Regions from separate parts of the Mus musculus genome. Here all the other regions are linked to region 3. The links are chromatin loops, found by intact Hi-C in ENCODE. Cell type or tissue: left cerebral cortex. All regions are shown on one strand. Region 1 has its middle 83 kb from the start of Gm41418. Region 2 has its middle 25 kb from the start of Gm41418. Region 3 has its middle 170 kb from the start of Gm41418.

What was found. A loop is a pair of places that touch in the nucleus more often than their neighbours do. Peaks named below come from ENCODE experiments on the same cell type or tissue, not always from the same donor. Only the 100,000 strongest peaks of a DNase experiment are listed, where the experiment ranks them.
Region 1: a loop joins it to region 3, with 5 times the contacts of the local background. A loop is called at or near these places in 2 of 42 quality-filtered maps.
Region 2: it touches region 3 in a loop (3-fold over the local background); 2 of 42 quality-filtered maps call a loop at or near these places.

Annotation. Positions count from the first base shown.
Region 1 is chr16:9,358,616-9,366,615 of GRCm38, forward strand. No RefSeq gene overlaps it. Among named protein-coding and RNA genes, the nearest start is that of Gm41418, 83 kb to the left of the region's middle. In left cerebral cortex, a CTCF peak has its summit at 3,683; DNase peaks (open chromatin) are centred at 2,413, 2,998, 3,675 and 4,418; H3K27ac peaks cover 2,119 bases.
Region 2 is chr16:9,301,167-9,309,166 of GRCm38, forward strand. No RefSeq gene overlaps it. Among named protein-coding and RNA genes, the nearest start is that of Gm41418, 25 kb to the left of the region's middle. In left cerebral cortex, no CTCF peak of the experiment used is centred here; a DNase peak (open chromatin) is centred at 3,049.
Region 3 is chr16:9,448,245-9,456,244 of GRCm38, forward strand. No RefSeq gene overlaps it. Among named protein-coding and RNA genes, the nearest start is that of Gm41418, 170 kb to the left of the region's middle. In left cerebral cortex, no CTCF peak of the experiment used is centred here; DNase peaks (open chromatin) are centred at 3,993, 4,705 and 6,627; H3K27ac peaks cover 760 bases.

The sequences.
Region 1 (8,000 bases), 90 kb before region 3:
TGATAAGAGCTGGCTTTGTGCCAACCCCGAAGGGACCGTCCATCCACCAGAAAGTTCTGCCTTGCACAGAGATGGAATGGTCTCTTTGCAACTTTACCCAGTTACTTCCAGTACTTAGCATTTAATTACCTCTTGTCTTCTATTACTCTCTAATTGTCTCTTACGACTCCTCCCTTCTTCCTGGCTTCCTTGCCAACATCTCCAGGGCAGAGATCAAATCTTATAGGCTCAACGCCTCCTGAAGCAGTAAAGTAAGAGCTTATTAGATAAATACTTGTTGGTTGAAAGTTATTACAAGAATTTCTCCTCAGGGTGTCATCCAAGGTATGTGGGAAACTGTGTAGAAAGGTCACCAATTTAAATGCGATTTGGATACTTTTAAATAGACAGAGTAGTCAATACTCAGAAACTTTATTCCTCAATGATACAGCTGTCCTAATTGCTATTATTGCCTGTGTGCTTGTGTGTATGCATGTGTGTGCGTGTCTGAGTCTGTGTATGAGTGTATGTATGCAAGTGTGTGTGTATCTGTATGTGAGTGCCTGTGTGTGTGTCTGAGTCTGTGTCTGAGTATGACCGTGTGTGTGTGTGTGTGTGTGTGTGTGTGTGTGTGTGTGTGTGTATGTGTGTGGTGCATACACATCAGCCTGTAATACCCGCTCATGCAAACATGCAGAGGCTCATGCCGACATCATATTTAAAATGGACACATTTAAATTACAAACCCTTGGCTGATTGTCCTGAGACAGGGTCTTTCACTAAACTGGAAGCTCAAAGTTTTGGTTAGGCTGGTTGGCCAGTGAAATACTGGGATATGCCTGTCTCTGCCTTTAAATTACTGGGCTTAAAGGCACAGCTTGCACAGTCATCTTCCCAGCCCAAAGATGTCAACTCTGCAAGTCTTTCTTCTTCAGAACTGTGTGGATGCCAAACCAGAAATGAGGGCATAAAGTGAATAATAGAGTCAAGGCTGCATGAAGGAAGGCCAGGGTGAGCTTGCATGCCTGAAATTTTATTGGCTTCAAAGGGCACTGTTCCCAAAGCCTGTTTCTGCTCTCAGATAAAACCACTCACCCATATTTCCCTTACTGTAGTGCCTTCTGTTATGCTTTCCCAACTAGAATTTAGGCAGCGTTCATTTCATAGCTAGCAACTGAACCCTACTCAAGGCAGTACAAACAAAGAGTGGAAACTTGAATCTATTGCACTGTGTGTGCACAGTCTGGGTTCTCCAGAAACCTTGATCTGGAGATTGCTATGGTGTAATGAGATGTGTATGATGTCCGGAGAGATGATGAGATTGTTTCTTTCCCCTCCTCTGCTCACAGCCCCAGCTGAGAGAACCCCAATGGCTCAAAGGATGAAGCCAACTTCTCAATCCCTTTAGGTTAGAAGAAACATGCAGACAGCTAGGTCTGAGATGAGCTCCATACAAATGAGGGAATAGAGAGAAGGAGAGAAATGTCTGAAGGCCATCAGTCCAGCAAGGGCAGATACAAATTATGGTGCCCACGGCCAGTTAACCCTGTGTTATGAATCAGCCTCTTTCAAGGCTGGAGCTCTTGATGGCAGCATGTTGGGTGATTCCTCATGGAATCTGGAACTGAATCCTTAAAGGAGGAGCAAGAGGAAACTTTCAAGCTGCTTTACTTCTCACCTGTTTATTGAGCAGCAATAACACAAAGATCAAAGGAGACACCCACCGCTTACCATAGGACTTGATGCTACCATGGGCAGACTTCACAGAAATGACCGTGGCAGAGATTGGCTGAGACTGCTTGATGTGTTCTCAGCTTTGAGCATGAGGCACAATAGGAATGAGGGAACAACCTTACAGTCTGCTCACAGAATCCCTTTCTACATCTTCACAGCAACTTCTGATGTCAGAGGATACCACGTGACCCTATTCTATATGAAGGGAGTCAAGAAGCCAAAGGCACCATACACACTGTCCCGAATACCCACGTGCTTTCACATAGAACCCATGTTCTGTGAAGTTACAACTTGTTTGAATGAAGGGAAACAATTTCTTAGGAGAAAGAAATTGTTCAGACACCAAAGATGGAACTTGGAGTCTAAGTTACTTGATATCTCATGAGGGACTGTCATACAAAGCCTGAGGCTGAGTCTGGACTCACTGTTCAAGTTCATATTTCCTATTCAATGCTCGTCCTCAGGACCCCTAGGTGTTTCCTTCTACACTGAAGCCCCACCTCCACCATAGAGCCATGTAATTGGCCACTGAATAGTGACTCTTGCAAGCAGGCCCATAGCTACTGGCAGCAGAAGGCCCAGAGGCAGGATAAGACAGCTGGTGCTCTCCTCAACAAAGCCTTGATGTCCTGCCCCACAAATGCCAACCTCCTTTTTCCAGAAGGTATTTCTGTCCCCTCAATCACTCATCATAACCCTGTTCCAGACGCTGGGTGGTGCTTGGCTGAGTGTGGGTGGCAGCCGGGATCTGGCCTACTTTGCTCATGTAATAGCCAGAGACTGTTCTGCTAGTGAGATCTAGCTGTCCCCAGAAACATGGTCCCAACTGTTAAAAATGGTAATCTCAGTGCCTACAGTCAGGAGGCACATCAGATTATTTCTTAAGCTTATTAAATAAATGAACCAACAAATCCAATCAGGTGAAAGATCTTTTAGGCTCTCAAAGGGCTAGCAAGTGATTTAACTGGAGCGCCACCTCCAAGGTAGGTTCGTTCTCTCTCCTCCTGAAGAGTAAAACAACACTTTCTGTTTACAGTGTTCCATGCACCTTGCCTGAGTTTACTGTCATGCTTAACCATTTGATGGCGTTCCTTCAAACTACATATATGTTGCTCACTTCATGGTAAAGCTGAGGCTCAGGAAGAAGGACAGCCTGGACTCCATTTTGAGGGAAATGGGGAAGGATTTGTTGATGGCTCATGATGTGAGAGAAAAAGGCAGGCCAAAAATGAGGCCAGTAGTTTTTGTCTAATCAGCTTGGCGAAGTTGCTAGTGACTAAGATAGCAGGACAGTTGGCCAATGCAGGTCCTGAGCTGAGTGCAGTTAAGTGTTTAACTCTGTACCTTTGCAGTCAGAGGGAAGATGCTGAGAGGCAATTAAATAGGAAAAGAGGATGCTAGAGAGAAGAGTAGGAATTATGGCCATAGTGATGGAATTAAAGGCCCAGAGGCTGGAAATCACTGGAGAAACTGGATCTAGAGAAGAGAATGAGTTAGAGACCATCTAGGGCACAGAGACAGGAAGACAAGAAGCAGCTGAGAAGCTGCAGGAGGGTACATGAGGGTGGTATTTCAAGAGGGAGAGACAGAGTAGAGCCAGTGCTCCAGCTGACCCATGGCAGGTTAAACAGAGATCATCTGCTTTAGCCCACAGGATGTTATGGCTGACCTTGACAAAGACACCTTCATGAGGTGGTGGGGAAGACAGCTGGTGAGAATGGGAACACAATTGGAGAGGATTATTTTTACATGTGGACAGGAAAGGAGAGCAAAGTACGGGACTGTAGCTGGACAGAGCACGTGTGACTGTTCTGAGTGAATTTTATAGCTTGATTGTATCCTGAAGGAAATTATGTCTGACACAAGAACAGAACAACAACAGCCGCAGTGACTGCAGGCCTGTGTACCTGGGTTGGCTGGAGCGTGGGAAGCACACAGGACAGAGCATCCAGGCTTAGAGCGCTCCCTGCGTTTGCTGAGTGGACTCTCTTCCCAGATGACATGCTCTTGATTTCCTTCCTCCGACTTCCCCGAGAAGGCTGCTGCCTGGAAGAACAAAGCCCAGGAAGCAACGCTTGCTATTTCTGCTTTGATAACCATGAATTAGAGAGAAGAGAGAAACAAGAGGTGACGGGGACTTTGTCGGAGCTGCCGAATTTAGGTGTGTGAGTGCTGAGCACACTTGCAACATCACCTTGCTGGGAGGTTTTCAAGGTTAGGAGCCTTTCTGTAAGGGACAGAACTACAGAAACATACTTGGGGATGCCATCTAAGACATTTAGCTTAAGGAAGCTGAGCTGGCGTCTTTTTAGCCCCCCAGCAAATATCAACAGAGGCTGAGAGAGGAGAAATTAAAATTAGATAATAAAAAGGAACAAGAGATGCTCTGAAGAGGGTGAGGCAATGCAGAGGTGGGGGTGTATATGTCCTAAGGGAGAATAGGGTAAGTTAGAGGTAGCCTTCTCAAAGAGAAAGCAAGCAATTCTTTATTTTAGCATTTAGCCATACTTTCCTTTTTTGGTGACTCCCAAGTTACATCTCAAAAGGTTGCTAAGAAACCTGCCCCCCACCTGCCTTTTTCTTTTGATAGCAGAACTGTATGAGGTGGCCCCAGAGACTCCTTGGATGGAACTTTGATCTGATAAAATAAAACAATAAGCTGTTGGGGTTGTATAAAGGGCTAGGCTCACTTCCCTTTCCTATAACTGAATTTCTGAAAATTGTGGGCTCTTGTCTGAGAAGAACCTCATGCAGTTGTTAACTGTGGTGGCATTCTTGCTGCCCTGCTGGGAGATGCTTCAGCAGGATTCCAGAGTGGGGGTGGGGGCATCTGGTCCATTTCTTGTATTTCCAAGATTTCCTCTGCCCTTCTCATACCAAGGATGCTCAGGCAGGTCCAGTGTTAAGTGTTTGGAAGCTGATAGGTGAGTGTTGGGAAGCAGAGAGGGCAGGATAGGGCAACCAGGTAGGTCTGAAAGAGGCAAAACCTCAGAGAACTGTGGACTCTACACAGAAGAACTTGAGAAGTCTGTTTCTGACACAGGAAACAGCATCAGCGGCGCAAGGAACACCGAGCCCGGAGCTGTTGGAACTGCTTGAACTATATTTTGAGTGCATCTTAAAATTAATTTTAAGACCAGGCATGGTGGTGCACGCCTTTAATCCCAGCACTTGGGAGGCAGAGGCAGGCAGATTTCTGAGTTCGAGGCCAGCCTGGTCTACAAAGTGAGTTCCAGGACAGCCAGAGCTATACAGAAAAACCCTGTCTCGAAAAACAAAACAAACAAACAAAAATATTTTAAGGTAGTGTGCAAAGTAATGAGTTTCATTATGTCATTTTCATATGTATGTATGTATGCATGTATGTTTATATGTAATATGTACATTTGTGTATAATACATAATGTGTAATACACACACACACACACACACACACACGAATGATGTGCTTTGTTCATATGCTCCACATACTGCCCCCATTGTTTCCCTTCCTGCTTATCACCTCCATCCTCCATCAGTACCCTTACTGAGTTCATCTGTCTGTCGACATCTATCTTCATATGTATTGTTTAGTCTAGATTGTACATATAAAAAGAAATATATTCTCTTTTTTTCCTTTTCTCCACTACCATTTCTTGTTCTCCCATACTCTTTTCTCTTAGACTAGGCTGTAGTTCAGTGCCACACCCAACAATTGTTTCTACAGGGTTTTTAATAGAGGGGCAATAGGACTGTATACATTTGAAACGCAAAGCAGAAAAAACTTGAAAACCAGTCAATTTCTCCTGCGGTGGATCTATGAATGGAAATCTGAAGTGAATGGTAGCATTTCTTGCATTGTGAAGACCCATCAGCAAGTGTGAAAAGTTGTGAAGAGGTTTCTGTAACTTGGCTGTGTGCCAATTAAGTGTCTGGCACATAATTGTGAAACACCTGTTCTTTGTGGTTTGAAGTCAAGAGCTGATGTTTTCTGGACACACAGTTCTGACTCAGGCCACTCACTTGAATACCTAAGAGGATCAAAGAATAACTCCAGGAACTCTAAGGGAAGTGGCCTCCGATGATGACATCTGCTTACTTGGTTCAAGCAGAACAGGAATGAGCATGGAAAACAAAGGGCACAGCAGGAGAAAGACTTTCAATTCCTAACTGTGTCTCAGTGGGTTTTCCCACACTTCTGGAGCAGGGGTGAGGGGTGGAGGTGGGGGTGGGGGTGGGGGTGGGGGGTGGGCTGAGTAAGGTGCTAATGGGTCGTTAACACCCCTCTCCATAAATCTCTACACCAGCAAAGCAAGCCTTAGTTAAGTCCAGACTTTCAGGCTCAGTATCTCCCCCCCCCCCACACACACACACGCACACACACACACACCAGAACTCAATATGATGAAACAACAACTATTTATTTATTTACATTTGTTTAGAGCTACAGTTCACACTAGTAATTTTTATTTCTATTTTTATTTTGCAGCTATCTTGTACTGCTAGAAAGAGAACTTTTTTTTTTTTTTTCCTTTTCTGGGTGACACTAATGCTGATTTCAGTGTCCTGCCAACTCATTAAAGCCGTTTTTTTGTTTTTTGTTTTGTCTTTTATTAAGTGAGTAATATTAAGATAATAGTAAGTGCTGAATGCAGGAAGTGGCACTTGGGTATGTGACAACTATGAGCCCAAGAACACAAGGTGAGGAGTGAAGCTGAGCCCTGACATCATCATGCCATGTGATCAAAGCTGCCTGCCATTGGCCACATACTAACTACATGTGCCCATTTCTCTGCAGTACTGGGAAGAGGCCATGCTAAGTGAACAGATCAGAGATTCCTTAAGGCTAAGGCCCTGAGCCAGGCAGAACTTCTTGATGGGTGATGAAAGGATATTGATGGTCATATGAAGCAATGAATCTACTAGAATGATTCAGTAATCCACTTAAAATACCTTCATGGTGCAAATTATATTTGAATAAAAGTTTTGAAATCTTTGCTGTCTTTTTTTGTTGTTTTTTTTTTTGTTTTTTGTTTTCTTTGTTTTTTGTTTTGTTTCTTGTTTTTTTGTTTTGTTTTGTTTTGTTTTTTCTGTTTATTTTTTGTTCTTTACAAGACAGGGTTTCTTTGTGTATCCCTAGCTGTCCTGAAAATCACTCTCTAAACCGGTTGACCTTGAACTCACAGAGATCATCTACCTGCCTTTGCCTCCCAAGTGCTTGAATTAAAGGCCTGCACCACCACAGCCCAGCCAGTTTTCAAATCTTGAGAGTCCTCAAAACAAAATAAAATCTTGAGAGTAAAATCTTCCGCATTTGAACATCTAAAAGTTTGGAAACACTGGTCATTGTGATGTTTGTTTGAACTCTTGGTCCTCAGCGGCTGGACCTCTGTGAACCCTTTAGGAGGTGGCACCTTGCTTGAAGGAGTGGCTCCCTGGGTAGGGGCCTCCAGGGTTCGCAGACCACCTTGGCTTCCTGTACGTACTCTGTACCCTGACTACAGTTGTAGTCGGCCACCTCATGCTCCTGCACCACGCTTGCCCTGCCGTGATGACTGTATGTCTTCTGTGATCAGAAATAGATCTTCCTTTACGCATTGATAACATATGGACACCTGTGACCCTTAGAGCTGCCAGGGGCTGCTTTGAATGAAAGCCTATAAAGACCTTCAAACAATATTGCTTCAAGACCCTAGTCGTATGTTTGCATTTGTTCCATGAACAGCTCGTCTAGTGGTATGGATGCCATTCCCAGCCCAGACTAAGGGCAAATCTACTCAGCACAATCCAACAACGTAGCTTCGGGTGGGGACATCAATGTCTGAGAATCATGGTTTAGTCATGAAGGTGAGCATGACTTACTTATGTTACAGGCAAGTATGTCATTTCTGAGGGCACAGGATAGAACAAGATGCACCAGCGTGTGATCATTGGGTATAATAGGTTGGTATCTGTCTCTTGTCCTGTTTTGGACTTTCTTACAAAGAGCATCATGGAGCTTTAACCGTCTTTATAGATGGATGTATGTCTGCTTAGCAGTTTAGGAGACAACTCCACTGGAGGATGCCACCCAGCTAAAAATGTCCTGCTGGTGTTGCCGAGGGCCGACAACCCCACCGCAGAGTGTCCTTTGGGTTTTTAAGTTTGTGCAGATTGAAATAATTACTGCTTTCGACTTCCTTGATGAGGAAGCAAATGGAGACCCTGAGATGAAGACAGCTGGGCAAATGAAGGGGCAGGACAGCCTTCCCCATGGAAATCCCATCTGCCTGAGGCCAGCCTCTCCAGAGATGGGGGCATGAGATGGGA
Region 2 (8,000 bases), 150 kb before region 3:
CTAGGTTTTTGAAAAAAAATCAACTTGATACAAGTTAGAGTCATCTGGGAAAAGATGTCTCAACTATTGCCATCAGATTACCTGTAGGCAAGTCTGTGAAGCATTTTCTTGAATAAAGATTGGTGTGGGAGAGCTCAGCCTACTGTGGGTAGTGCTGACACTGAGCTTGGCATCCTGGGTGGTATAAGAAAGCAGGATGAGCTAGCCACGAAGAGCAAGCCATTAACAGTGTTTCTCCACAGTCTCTGTTTCAGTTCCTGCCTCCAGGTTTCTGCCTTGAGTTCTTGTCCACCTTTTTTTCAGTGATGGTGTGTGAACGTTCTTCCCTAAGTAGCTTTTGGTCAGGGTGTTTTATGCAGTTATAGAAACCATAACTAAGATAGACAGACAGGCCTCAAACTAAGGAGTCAACACATAGTGGACCAGATAGTGATAACAAAGAATGAGCTCACATATCAAGGCTGGGCAAGGACTTGGTTGATGCTGTTGATAGGTAAGGGCACCATATAAAGCAACACACCCATCAGAAAGAAGCATGCACAGAGAGTCATTCTAGAGATGTAATCAAGCCTAGTGAATGTAACTCAGGCTGAGAAGGACATTGAGTACAGCCACTGTAGTAGTACATTAGATGGGTGCACATGGGGAATATGCCATGCACTGGGCTATACTTACCTTTGACTTTCTGCTCCTACTCAATTCTTAGTAAAGTTGGGATGAAGTGAACTTGTCATGAGGGGGTGATATGGGTGAACTTGTATATTTATATGTGTATGTACAATGTGTTTGTGTGTGTGCATGCATGTGTGCGTGTGTGCGCACAGGCACACTTGCCTATGCATGTATACTTAGAGTCCAGAAATCAACATTTGGTGTCTGTGTCTATTGCTCTTCATCTTATTTTGTGGAATAGGATCTTCCACTGAAACTGGAGCTTACCATGTTGGCTAGCTTGGCTGGCCAGTGAACCCCTTGGCATACCTGTCTCTATCTCCTCTTCGCTGGAATTATAGATATGACAAACAGGATTCTATGCCTTGTTTCTATGTAGATTCAGGAGAATCTGAACTCAGAGCCTCATACTTAAGCAGTAAGCTCTTTCCCCACAGAGCCAAATCCCTCATCTCGTGTATATTTTTTAGGGGGTAAAGCAAGTGCATATCAAGAGATTTAAAGTATGAGCCTACTCACAGGGTCACAGATGGGGGTGTGTGTGGTTTTATATAGATGAATATCTATCGCAGGATTAATTGCAGTAGCAAAAAGTTGAGCTTATGTAATGTCTGGCCATAAGGCAATGGAAATAATATTCATTATTATAAGTCAGCTTTTATACTAAATGGTATAATTTATAAAAATATAAAGTGGCATGAGGGAATACTCATAAGCTGTGCTATTTCTTGGGGGAAGGGCTTACTGTTGTTTAGCTAAATGACTGGGTTTCAAAGTGTCTTCTTCTTTTTTTAAAGATTTACTTGTTTATTTTATATTGTATATGAGTACACTGTAGTTGTCTTGTCTTCAGACACACTAGAAGAAGGCTTCTGATGACATTGCAGATGGTTGTGAGCCACCATGTGGTTGCTGGGATTTGAACTCAGGACCTCTGGAAGAGCAGTCAGTGCTCTTAACCGCTGAGCCATCTCTCCAGCCCATCAAAGTGCCTTCTTAATATTTTCATTTATAGCACAAATTCATGCTCCTCTTAACTGTTGTGAGAGAAGTTTCTCATGGCTAGCAGTTAATGAAGAGACTCAAACTGTTTGGAGTGCCAAGTACAGATAACTTTGCTTGCTCAGCTGTGTATACATCATCTCTATCAACCTCCCTTATCCAAGGACCAGAGAACACCATAGAAGAGAGGGCAGAATGAATGTAATAGCTGGAGGGTGGGGAGAAGAGCTGAAAAATGCTCTCTACTGGACATGACAAATCAGTTGAACACACAGACTTGCAACAGCTGTAGTTACCTTCACAAGGCCTGTGTAAGATCAAGCTAATCAGAATTCCAGCGTGGATCAGGGAAGAACCCTAAAAGCCCAAGACTCTATCCATAGCAGAAGTGCCATTGTGGGGCAAATGAAACCATGTCACCAGAGAAGAACTGGAAGGTTGAGTGAATTCAGAAACCCCAGTAAATTTGCATATTTGAGAATCGTAGTCATTTCATCCACTCCCGACTCAGTTCCTGTACATGACTATGACACCCCACATGAGGATTGTGACTGCTAGTCACGTAGCACAGAGCATGTGCTTCTCCATGCTAATGAGGTACTTAGATGGGTCAGCTGCTAGTGTTTAGCCAACAAGCTTCCTGTCAAGGTCATTCCTCTCTGCAAAAGGTTTGGTCCACCCAGAGGAAGTTGTATGCATCATTTTCACCATGGATAAACAGTTTAGATAAAGATTGCCTTTCTCATCAAGAATGGGTGTGGAGGGAAGCCTTCATCATACAGGGCCATACCATCTAAGTCTCCTGTAGAAGGGTGAGGGAGTGGGGAGTCACTTTCTTTTGGACACATGGTTGCTTGTAGGATGCCCATGGTCCAGTGGGTGACCCACATCCATGCAAAATAGACAACATTGCTTGGACTCAAGTTTCTGATAATATATATATATATATATATATATATATATATATATATAGAGAGAGAGAGAGAGAGAGAGAGAGAGAAAGGGAACATAAAGTTGGGAGGAAGGCATGGGGTCCATAATGGGAAGTTGGAAGCAGGTAGTGGTGGCTATATATTATCAACATACATTGCATAAATGTATTTTCTCCTTTTCAAAGGAGAAATAAAAATATTATGTCAAAATATATATCATGTATTTTTTTAATCTCTAAAACCAAGCAACCACAATGCAAAGTGAGTACACATAAGACAAAGTACTTTTTATATCACAGCATCTAGAATTTAATAGGCGATTTTCAGTGTGGGACATGGAAACTGTTGACTCTGAAAATAACTCTCACCCAGGGCCAGATTTCAGTGTGTCTGTATAAATGTGTATGTGTGAAAATGGAAGGAAGTCATGAGATACATTTTTGTGTTTGGCAAAATATCTATAATGAATCTTTTAGCATAAAACTGCATGCTTTCCAGTGGTGTTGCTTCTCTAATTAGAAAGCTCTCTGTGACAACCCTTTCAAGGCTTATGACTATTCATGAGTCTTAGGAGGATGTGCTCTGTCTAGAATACAGAACTCTCCTTAGGATTAGCTTGCTGTCTAGTTTGACCTACTCCACAGGTTCTGGGATCAGTGAGAGACCATGTCTCTAAACATAAGACAATAATAATTCTGTTAGTCTGTCTTTTTATTGGGGAATTGAAACAACTGATGTTGAGAGTTATCAGTGAGCAGTGCTTGTTGATTCTGTTATTTTGTTACTGTGGTGCTCCACCCCTAAATTTTCTTGTCTGATATTATTGATTCCTTTTGTTTTCTTGGGTGGGGTTTACTTCTTCTAATAGAAGTTTTCTTTCTAGTGCCTTTTGTAGGGATGGATTTGAAGATGAATATGGCTTGAATTTATTTTTGTCAAATAATGCCTTTCATTCTTCATTCACAGCAAAGAAAGTTTTACTGGGTATGGTAGCCTGGGCTGGCATCTGTGGTCTCTAGCGTTTGTAGAACATATGTCTAGAAACGTCTTGCTTTTAGAGTCGTCTCTGAAAAGTCAAGTGTTAGCCTAGTAAGTCTGCATTTATAAGTTTATTTGTCTTTTCCCCCTGCAGCTTTTATTATTAACTTTTTTGTTCTGTACATTTCATATTTTTATTATTATGTGCCAAGGGGAATTGTTTCTGATTCAATCTATTTGCTGTTCTGTAAGCTTCTTTTACCTTGATAGGCATTTCCTTCTTTAGGTTGGGAAAATTTTCCTCTATGATTTTGTTGAAAATACTTTCTGTGTCTTTGACCTGAATTTCTTCTTCTATTTCTTTTATTCTTAGATTTGGTCTTTTCATGGTGTCCAAGATTTCCTGGACATTTTGTAATTGTTTTTTTTTTTCTTTTTGGACTGATAGATAGAGATATCCATTTCCTCTATCTTGTCTTCATCACCTAAGAGTCCTTCTCTATGTCTTCTCTCTTGATTCTCTTGGTGAGGCTTCTCTGCAGTTTCTGTATGAGTTCGTACATTTTTTTATTCCAGTTTTCTCTCAATTTGAGTTTTCTTTATTGATTCTGTTTTCACTTTCATGTTTTCAATTGTTTCATTCATCTCATTCTACTGTGTGTTTTCATAGATTTCATAAATAGATTTATTCATATTCTCTTTAAGGACCTCTATCATACTCATGAAGACTATTTTGAAACTCTTGTCTCGTGCTTTATCTATATTGAAATACTCGGGGTCTACTATAGTGAGATTGCTGGGCTCTAGTAGAAACACATGGTCTTGGCTGTTATTTAAGGCTGTGTGTAATTTTAAACTATCTATGCTATCACCTTCGGGGGTCACACTCAGCTCTGAGAATACACTACCGCTGGTCTCACTCCCTGCATAGCTCCGCCAATGGCCAGCTGGTTCCCTGACTGGGAATAGTCATCACTCTCAACCCCTCTCAGCTAGCTCCAAAAACCGCCCTGGCTGCCCCCTTTTCCTTCTGCCTACTTTATCACTATGGATGGAAAACACCCGTCAGTTTTAATGCTTTGAAACTAGCCAGATGACACAATTGTTGGGCATAGGATTTATTGCCCTAAACTCATCAGCTATCCTATACAGAAGTCTTCCAGTGGCAGAGGCCTCCACTGGTTCTTGTTGCCTCCAGTTCTTACATGACATTCATGCTTCTCCATCAAAGCCCCTCTCTATCTGCACCTCCTCCTCTTTCTCCAGGGACCTGGAAATCCCACCCTTTTCCCCTTGCCAGGCAATTGGCTTCCACCATCGTTACTGACACAATCAAGAACCAATTAGGGAAACAACACACCCCCCCTATAATTTATTGTGTTTTTATGCTGGTATCTAGGCATCTGGGTCTGGGATGGCTATAATTCTAGATGCTGATGTCTGATCTTGCCTTTGTTGAGTCGGTGCTCCTTGGTTTTTGTTGCCCAGTCTTGTTCTTGGGAGAACGCGGTGGCTATGGGCTGTTTGATAGTGAATATTTCAGAGATCTTGCCAGGTGTGTCTCTGTAGGTCCTGGGTAGAATGTATTTCTAGGTATTGGAAGCTGACACTTAGAAGTGGAGATGGGCTAGAACTGCAGGTAGAGATGAGGCAGTCTATAGGAGGGAGGAAAGCAGGCTGTGCCAGCAGGGACTGCATAGTCCCCTGAGAGTGGGGCCAGAGGTGAAGCAGATGTTCTGCTGGGGATGAGGCTAAGGGATTTGATTTGGAGGAGAGAAGAGTGAAGATCACCTATGTGCTTTCCTGGCTAGAATTAGCATTTGTTTACTAGATGTAGCCATCTGACTGCTGTGCCACAGTAGCTTTAATTATTTACACTTCCCTGTTGACTAAGGGAATTCAACACTTTAAAAATATTATTGTCCATTTGCTTTTCATCTTTAGAGAACTATAAGTTCCATTCATTAGCACATGTTTTGCTTTTATTGGATATTTTACTCGTATCTTAAATTTGGAGATCCACCTTTTTAGTTGACTTACAGGTTACTTACATTTCCCCAGTCTAATTTAAGAAAGGCTACACCATTTAGCCTCTCTAAATTCCAGTTGCCCCCAACCCTTCTCTTTGGGGAAACCATGCTTAATAAACCCTCCTCACATTTATCTTGCAGTAGCTCCAAATCCCCTCAACCTTTCCTCATTTCTCTTCCTTCTTTTTGTTTTGCTGTCTGTTGTTGCATAGCTGTGTGCTTTGTAAGCATCTTGGGAGCTAAAAATTTGTCTTTTTCATTTTGTCTGAATCCCTCAACACCTACTACTTGGATAGGCAAAAATTGATTTCCTGTATGGGAATAAAACTGTAGGGCAATTGGAGGAAACAGTGGCTAGGGTAAATCTCAGCCCATCTTGATAACCCCTCATAAGTCCTCTCTTCCTTCCTGAGCTCATGTTCTGAAAGTGGTCCCTGGTTGGTGCTTCTGTAGGCTGGTTGATTCAGCAAGTGCAGGTGCATTCTAACATGGCGAAGAGAAGAAGCCTTTAAAAGCGAGTCAGACCTCCATAGCAAACTAACAGGTGACACCAGCACATTATGGAACTTCACTGAGCCCCAGCATTTAATTTTTTTTTAAGATAAAAACATGACTCCTCAGAATAAATGGATGGGGCATGATACTTAAAATGTGATTCTAGGTCAAGATCCAGTTGAGATGAGTTTCCAGCCATACATCGTCTGAGCTATCACAGAACGACGATCAACTTTTCTGTGCCTTAAGGTTATGAGGCTGGGTGATGAAAGATCTAAATGTAGCTGAGGATGACCTTGAACTCCAGACTCTTCTTTTTCTACTGCTCACGTGCTGGGATTTCAGGCATGTGCTATCACATAGGATTTATGCAGTGTTAGGAATCAAACTTGGGTCTTTGTGACTGCTAGGTAAGAACATTACCATCGGAGCCACATCACAACCCCAAGTGGATAATCTATTTTTTTTCTCTAGATATTTTCTTTATTTACATTGCAAATGTTATCCTCTTTCGTAGTTTCCTCTCTAAAAATCCCCTACTCCCTCCCCCTTCCCCCTGCTCTCCAACCCACCCACTCATCCTTCCTGGCCTTGGCATTCCCCTATACTGGGGCATAGAATCTTCCCAAGACCAAGGGCCTCTCCTCCCATTGATGGTCCTGTCAGCAAAATCTTGTTGTTCCTCCTATAGGGCTGCAGACCCCTTCAGCTCCTTAGGTACTTTCTCTAGTTCCTTCATTGGGGATCCTGTGCTTCGTCCAATAGATGACTGTGAGCATCTACTTCTGTATTTGCCAGGCACTGGCAGAGCCTCACAGGAGACAGCTATATCAGGGTCCTGTCAGCAGAATCTTGTTGGCATCTGCAATGGTGTCTGGGTTTGGTGGTTGTTTATGGGATGGATACCCAGGTAGGGCAGTCTCTGGATGATCCTTCCTTCAGTCTCAGCTCTGAACTTTGTCTCTGTAACTCCTTCCATAGGTATTTTGTTCCCCTTTCTAAGAAGGATCGAAGTATCCACACTTTGGTCTTCCTTCTTCTTGAGTTTCATGTGTTTTACAAATTGTATCTTGGGTATTCTGAATTTCTGAGCTAATATCCACTTATCAGTGAGTGCATATCATATGTGTTCTTTTGTGATTGGGTTACCTCGATCAGGATGATATTCTCTAGATCCATCCATTTGCCTAAGAATTTCATAAATTCATTGTTTTTAATAGCTGAGTAGTACTCCATTGTGTAAATGTACCACATTTTCTGTATCCATTTCTCTGTTGAGGGACATTTGGGTTCTTTCCAGCTTCTGGCTATTATAAATAAGGTTGCTATTAACATAGTGGAGCATGTGTCCTTATTACCAGTTGGAGCATCTTCTGGGTATATGCCCAGGAGAGGTATTGCTGGATCTTCTGGTAGTAATATGTCCAATTTTCTGAGTAATAGCCAATCTGATTTCCAGAGTGGTTGTACCAGCTTGCAATCCATGTGGACAATCTTACTTTTAATAGACATATAAGTGAATAAATACACTTGAGAAACACACATGTATACATATAGTATGTGTATGTATGTGTGCATGTTATGCTAACACATATAAAGGCCAAAGGTCAACCTCACAAACCATCTAATTTGTTCCTAAGGTAGTTCCTTCCTGGGATATGGGGTGCACTGATTAGGTAGGCTGGCTAGTTCATAGCAAGCACCAAGGATCTGCCAGTCTCTACTTCCCTAGCACTGTGATTACAGGCATGTGCTACTCTGTTTATTTTACGTTTTGGTTGGGGGGGGTTGGGGGGATATCAAACACAGATCTTCATGGATGTAAAGATAGCTCCTCACCAACTTAGCTATCACCTAAGTTCTGTTTAGTTGAATTCATGGAACACAATAT
Region 3 (8,000 bases):
ATCACATGAGGAAGTGTTTTTAACATAATAATATTTTATTATGTAGCTAACATGCATAATTCTAATTTTGTTGAAATCTGGTTTTATTAAAACCTAAATAAAGAAAAGAATCTGAATTACAAGTTCCTTTAGAAGAGGTTCATCCAGAAAAAAATTAATTATAAAATAGGAATTCATTACAGGACACAGTCTGATGGTATCTCTGGTGAATGTGAAAGTGATTATATTTAGCTCCTACTTTGGATGATACTGGTTGACTCTTATAAATGGTATTTGACAGGTGGAAAAGTCTGTTTTCTGGATTATAGTAGAAGAGAGGCTGCTCATGAAATGGGAATGAGTCCTACTTTATAGAGGTTACAAAATCCCTTGGCAACAAGACTCCAAGGCCTCTATGGCTCAGAGGGTTAAGCAGATTATTCTAGACTGTATAAAATCACCCCAAAGATGATGATACTATAACAGACCTTATTATGAGCCAAGCAGACTCACACAGGCTTGCTACTTGTCATGGCTGGGTTCATAAATGGCTTTAATTGTTCTATTATTACCATTATGATTATTATTGATATTGTGATATGTATATAAAGGTATAGGCATGTATTGTATGTTCATGTGTGTGTAAATATGTATTTGTAGAGGGGGACAGGGGTTATTGCTAGTCTTTCTTTAGGTGGCATGCACTGTTGGGAGCCAGGCTGATCTAAGGCTTTCTCAGAGGTCCTGATAAAGGAACAAAGAGACTCTAGTTCTGGGTCCTTGTCCAGCGGCAGACTTGGGAAGGTCCAGTCTGGGGTAGGAACATGGCCTTGAAGGAGTTAAGGTTCCTGGGAACCTACTATTCCCTCCCTTCCTCAGCCCTGTGCCGTCCAAAGAAGACAAGTTACCGGTCTCCAGGCTGCTGTATGCGTGGTCTGTGAAACACTTGAGCTCATCCTGGCTTCCATTTGTGCCACATGGCTTGATTAAGCTTCCTCTTGACTTTGTACCATTGTATGATAACTTTCCATTTATTCGGTCCCATTTTCTCCCTGCATACTAAAGATACTGTACTTCTTAACAAACTTGCTTGTATGAGTCACGGGCTTGTATAAGACCTCCTGATCCTAAACTTTTCTATCCTTTTTCTTCTTATCCCCTGGCACACTGCCTTGGGAATCTATCACTGAAGACTGACACACTGGTCCAGGTTAACCTACCATGTTTGTTGTTTTGGAGATTGCATCTTGCACTGGCCTCAAACTCAATAATTAGACTAGACTAGTTACCCAGTGAGCCCCAAGGCTCTGCCTGCATCTACCTTCCCAGAGCTGTGACTTATTTTTAGGACACGCCATCTGTGAGATAGGTCTCAGGAAAGTAGGAAGAGGTGCCTACTATTAACGGCACCATTCCCCCAGCTGGAATCCTGGTTTGTATGAGTAGAAAAACGGAGCTGGGGGGCATTCTGAATCCATTATTCTCTACTTCCTGATTGCAGATGTGATATGACCAGCTGTTTCACCCAGTCATTTCCCCAATAGAATTTTTAGGTTTTTTTGTTTGTTTGTTTGTTTGTTTTTTGGAGACAGAGTTTTTCTGTGCAGACCTGGCTGTCCTGAAATTCGCTCAATAGATCAGTCTGGTCTTGAACTCAGAGATCCCACTGAGTGCTGGGATTAGAAGGCATCTGCCTCCATGCACAGAGCACAGAGCACAGTTTTAACCTGTCTGACAGCTATTACTTTCTGGTAGAGACAGGCACTTAACAAAAGGCCAGTAGTGCAACGTCTAAGACCACAGAAACTTGCTGAACACGAATAATTGAGAAGGCAGAGAAAAGAGCCAATGGCAGTCCCAGGCACGACTTTGTTTCTAATTCTCACCTCCCCTAGAATACTAACACATACAATGTAATAGAGACAAGTGCTAATTGCAATTATTTCTGGTATTAATTTGTCAATATTCAGCTTCAAACTGAAGATAACAGGGCACTGCACAATAACATTTTAATGTTAGCTCTTTGATAATGCATACATTTTCTTTTATTGAGCACATATCTCATGTTAGATACTGACTGAGGAATTGCATATTTTTCTCTTTAACAGCCCAATGGCATTATTATATTACCAGTGGGATAACTGATGGGTGACAGGGAAAGGATATAGTTTACTTACAATCACACCCTCTTGGCAAAGCAAAATTTCCCACCTATTTCTGACTGCCAAATATGTGATCTTAACCTTGAAACAATCCACTTATATTTGCTTGTATTTATATATGGATATAGCACTGCAAGGGTGAATTGTTTCACTGATTGAGACGTTGGTGGCTGAGCTTAGGATTGTATACATGCCAGGCAAGTAAGGTATATTCAGAGCTGACCTGCCTTTGTGTAAATATATGCATTTTCTTATTTGATCCCTTATTTGACTGTGAATTAGGTTACCCTATGTAAATTTTAGAGATAAGAAAACTGAAGCACAGGGAAGTATAGTAACCTACTCTATTTTGTGTCCCTTGAGACTTTATATTCAATTAATAGCCTATCATACATGTAGCACCAATTAATTTTCCTAATGACAGATGCTTCTCAAGTGCCTGCAACCTCTTCAAGAGGGAACGGCATGCTCATTGCAACTTCATTTACACCATTAATTTGGTAAATGTCCTCTAGCCTCCATCCAACATGTCAGATTCCAGCCTTAATAAAACTTAATGAGATCTGGCTATAAATATGTGAAGGTAACTGCTTGTGCAACACTGTAATATTCTTGAAAAAATTTTTTTACCTCATTTATCATAGCTTCTAGAGAGGAATCCTCTTCAACTTTTACGAGAAGGAGGAAAAAGATGCTAACTTTATGCTCCCTCATGATTCCGTGTTAGAAACAAAGGCATGAACTGATTTTACCTTCAAATTCTTTCTCTTTTTGATGCCAAATGCTGCTTGGCCCCATGCCCATAAATGTTGACAGATTTCCTACTATGTATAGACTTCTATTGTACCTACTATGCACAAAGTTTTATTGTGCTTTTACTATGAAATAGTACAGGAGAAATAGAAAGCATAACTATACACACATGCAAAATGTTAGTAAAAGTAAGTAAATAAACAAATAAATAGAATTAAATGAGATAACACATTGATTGTTTTCCTGTAATTCTTTAAGGGATTTTTGTGTTTCCTCTTTAAGGGCTTCTAGCTGCTTACCTGTGTTCTCCTGTATTTCTTTAAGGAGTTATTTATGTCCTTCTTCAAGTCCTCTATCATCATGATGAAAAGTGACTTTAGATCCGAATCTTGCTTTTCCAGTGTGATGGTGTATCTAGGATTTGATATGGTGGGAGAATTGGGTTCTGATGATGCCAAGTAACCTTGGTTTCTGTTGCTTACGTTCTTATGCTTGCCTCCTGCCATCTGATTATCTTTAGTGCTACCTGCCCTTGCTATATCTGACTGGAGCCTGTCCTTCCTGAGATCCTGGGTGTGTCAGACCTCCTGGGAGTCAAGCTGCCTCTGGGGCCCTGAGATCCTAGTGTGAGCAAGCTCCTGGGATCCTGGGATCCTGGGATCCTGGGTGTGTCAGAGCACCTGGGAGTGGTGCTTCTTCTGGGTATTGTGGGGATGGCTGTGGAGTTTGCTCCCAAGGTCTGCTCAGGACACCAGCCCAGACCAGAAGAAACCTGTGCCACTGGTCTGGTGGAGTTCCTGCGTGCCTGGGTCCTGCTGGTCCCAGTTACTCCCGATGCTGGGACAGACGTTGTGCAACACATTGATTGTTAATAGTAAACACGTATGGTTATTAGTGGAGGCTTTACTCTTAGGGTCATAAAGAGCCCCTGTGATAGAGTCCTAGTATTTTGTTCTCTGTGTCTGTGATCTCTTTCCACATCTGATTTCTGGCAAGTTCTGGTTGGTGTTGTATTCTTATTCATGTCTTCTCATACGACTGCCATGCAAAGTAGCACATTTTGTGTGGCGACAGATGCCTCTTCCCAGACATCCCCAGCTGTCATGTTGAATTATGCAGCTTCAACCTTGTTGGACCACAGTTCCCTGTAACACATTGTTACATCTCATACGGAGAATCACCCAGGCCTGTTAGACTGGATTTATGTCCCGCTGCAGAGTTGTAATGTCTTGTGCCATGTCTTGTTATATGTGGTCCTACTGACTGACTAGGGCAGGGGTATGGAGATTTTCACACTCAGAGCCCTGGATTCTGCTGCTATGTCACATAGCCTTGCAGACTGCCTGGCACTTTGTATCTCTGTGTATCTGCTCTTGTCCTCCCTGTGCTGTTCCTACTAGGAAGTTCCTTCCTAATGCTCCTTGATTCAAGCCATTGGTCCTTGGAAATTTTTAAGATTTCCTGCAAAGCTCATGGGACTCAACTATCTGTTATTGATGAGGGATTACTGTTTCCAATGGTCTTGTTTGTGTGCCTTACTATAACTCCTTAAATCCATTTTTTTCTGTCATGCATTTCTGTTTTATCCTTATGTAAATTTTTAGTGCTTAGGGAACTTAGTGTGGTGGCTAATCTTGACTGTCAACTTGACTGCATCCAGAAATAACTAAAACATAGACAGCTGGGGGCACTCCAGTGAGGGATTTTTGTGGGCTGGGTTATTTCAGGTAGAAAGCTCCACCCTAAACCTGGATAATTTGAGGTCCAAGACCTACTCTGAATCTGGGCTCCATCTTCTGGTGACGAAGCTCCATACTTGGCGATTAAAGAAGGAAGCTTTTCCTTTTCCCTGCTTGCCCCCATTCTGGTCAGCAAGCTTCTATCCTGCTTCTGAGAGATCTCCTCACCAGTGCTAGAATTCTTATATATATGTATGAATGCTTGCAGCCTCCGCTGTGGTAATATTGGGAAGCTAAGATATGTGGAGTATAAGGAACACGTGTGGGTGGAACTCTCAGTCATAGCATTCTAACAGGGCTGAGGAGGTGAGTCTGTACCTTCTACAATGTGAGGACCCTGGAAACCCACGTTTAAGAACAAGAAAGTTGGTATCAGACAGATAGCAAATATGTCAACGACTTAATCTTGGACTTGGCAGCTTTCTAGAGCTGTGAAAAACAAACTTCTGTTGTTTATAAACCACACAGTCTGTGGTGTTTTGTTATAGCAACCCAAACAGAGGAAGACAACAATGGGAAGAAAACTGATGTCTCTGGGGTCAGATGATTATGCTTTGGGGTGGAGTCACAGTGCTTAAGGAGCAAAGGACATTTTGAGAGGAGGCAATGGGTCTGTGGTGTATGTTCTTAGGAAGAACTATTGGACTCCTCAGCACCAAGAGATCCTCTCTGTGCTGGCTTGATGAGTCCTGTGAGTCTTCGAATAGAAACTTTAATCTTGAGTCTGTCACAATCACCTAGACAGAGTCTGACGGTGGAGGCTTTTGTGTTACCTCACAGTTTGCATTTTGTGTGTGTGTTTACATGCACACACATGCATGGCATGGAGAAGCTGGAAGATAAGATTGGGTATTGTTTCTTAAAATCCACCAATCTTATTATTATTATTATTATTTGAGACAGGAACCTGAAACGTCCTGATTGGGTTACGCTGCCTGGCCAGCAAGCTTCAGGACCTCCTGTCTCTGCCTTCACAGTGCTGGGATGCAAGTGTGGGTTCTGGGTTTAAAGTTAGGTCCTCGTGATTGCATGACAAGCACTTTACTGATCCATCTTCCCAGTCTTACAGCTTGTACTTCTAGCCCGTTTCCTGGTGGTATTGCAACTCTATTTTGGGGCTTTCTCACTTCAGGGATTACCGTTCATCTTAGTTGATTTCAACTGAGGGTCAGTTTGAGCTTCCCCGAGGACCTTTGGGAATGTTTGGAACAGTTTTAGGTGACTACAACTGCTCTAGGTGATGATACTCACCTGTAGTGGGTAGGAAATAGACGTGGTTTTAAGCATCCTCCATCACACAGGATAGGCATTCATAATAAAGATCCATGTAGACAAACATGAGACCAATAACAGTTGATCCAATAATGAAGACAGCTTAATAACCAATGGGTGGGTACTATATATATTGCAGACATACCTGACAATGGGATGATTCGTATCCCAGACAGAATGGAGTGGGGTGATGCAGGGCTTCATGGCACTATTTAGAGTAGAACACAATTTAAAATGTATGCATTACTTAGGGTCGAATGTTCTATTTAATATTTTAAGGTCATGGTTGACCATAAGTAATAAAAACCATTGACAATTAAAATACAGGCAATGAGAGGAATACCCTCCTGGGGGTTAGAACACCAACATACAGATTTGAGTGTGGGAAACAGTTTATCCCACATCAGAAAATTCCCACTTACACTTTGGGTAGCAGGTCAGATGCTTTCACCTCTGAAAAGTTTCCCTGATTCTTTTCGATCCTAGTGACGGTCTGTGAACTGCTTTTCTTGATCGTAGTTATGGTCTGTGAGTGACTTTCCTTATACATAGCGCCTCCCTCAGTGTATTGTTCTAATGCCACCTGCTAGTGCTACCTTCAAGTGGATGGCTCTAGTGGGAGAGGCATACAGTTGTCTCCTTTAATCTTTTCCCTCCAGAGAGAATCACTCTCAACCTAAAATAGTTCTTCAGTACATGGTGGGCGAGTCACAAGTACCACCTTTCCAAGGTCTCAGATAGAAGAACTCAGATCATGCAATAACTTGCTCTATATAGAAAATCCACTGATTCACTAAATTTACTTCTCTCTGAATTTGATCTGAATAATAAATTCATAGCACGCGCGCGCGCGATCACACACACACACACACACACACACACACACACACACACACACACACACCTTTGCTTTCGGTTAGGTTAGATTTCTTCATGAATATGAACAGAACATTTTCCACAGGACAGCTTCCTGCTAGGGATCTTTGTACAGTAACAGCATAGAGTTGCAAGCTGGGGGTACATATCCCTCACTTCCCAAAGATGGGTCACTTTGACATTCCCCTTTCCAGAAAAACAAAACAAAAACCTCACTGTGAACAGCAAGAAAAAGTGAGTTAAATGTTTAGGAAGGTGGATGGTTGATTTTATTGCAGGAACACTAGCATACTTTTCTCCTTGTGCTGCTTGTCTCATTGCTTGTGACAAAAATGATCCAAAAGCAGTTGAGGAAGGGAGAGGATATTCTGGCTCACAGTTGTAGGGGATACAGCCCATCACAGAAGAGGCAGTGGGCACATCAGGAAGTAGAAAACTGACAGGAAGTGGGGTTAGGCTATGTGGTGCTTTGGGTGATAAGTGACCCACATAGATTCCCATCTATGTCACACAATGGTGGCACTGTTTGTGGTGTGAAGGACTCTTAGCACCTGGAAGAGCAGTCTATAATGGTTTGCAGCCCCTCCGCACTTCTTATTTTCCCTCTCAGCTTCCTGTGTGTGAATGGAAATGTGATCAGCTGACAGCAGGCCTTGCTCTCTAGGCCATTTTTTTTTATTCTAACCCTCTGGAACCATAAATCAAACCAAACTGTTACTTTCTGCAGTTTCTTTGGACATGGCAAAGCATACAGCAACAGAGGAGTAACTTGCACAGGCCTGCCCATCAGTGATGCACTTCTTCCAGCTAGGCTTCATTCCAAGGAAATTACCTGAAAGAGCACCACAGCAGGTACCAAGGACTCAAACATAGGAGCCTACAGCAGTCATTTTACATGCAAACCACAATGCCCTTATTGGACTGAGTGCTTTGCAAATAAACATGGCTTGACCTATGTGGACTTGAAGTCTTCATTGCCCTACATCACTTCATCTGTGGGTCGTTGTTACCATGGCTCGTTGTGGGACCCTAGGCTTCAGTTCTGCTTGCTATGAGAGTCTTCAGCATTCTTAGGACTGATCAACAGTACTTAAGAAGTTTGTATGTCCTGCAATAAGAATAACAGTTGATGAACCAATTCTGAATTGTTACCAGATAACCTCAGAAGTATCCAGCGCTGGAGTAAGCCTCAGAAAGTTTTTGTTTTCTTTGAAAATGT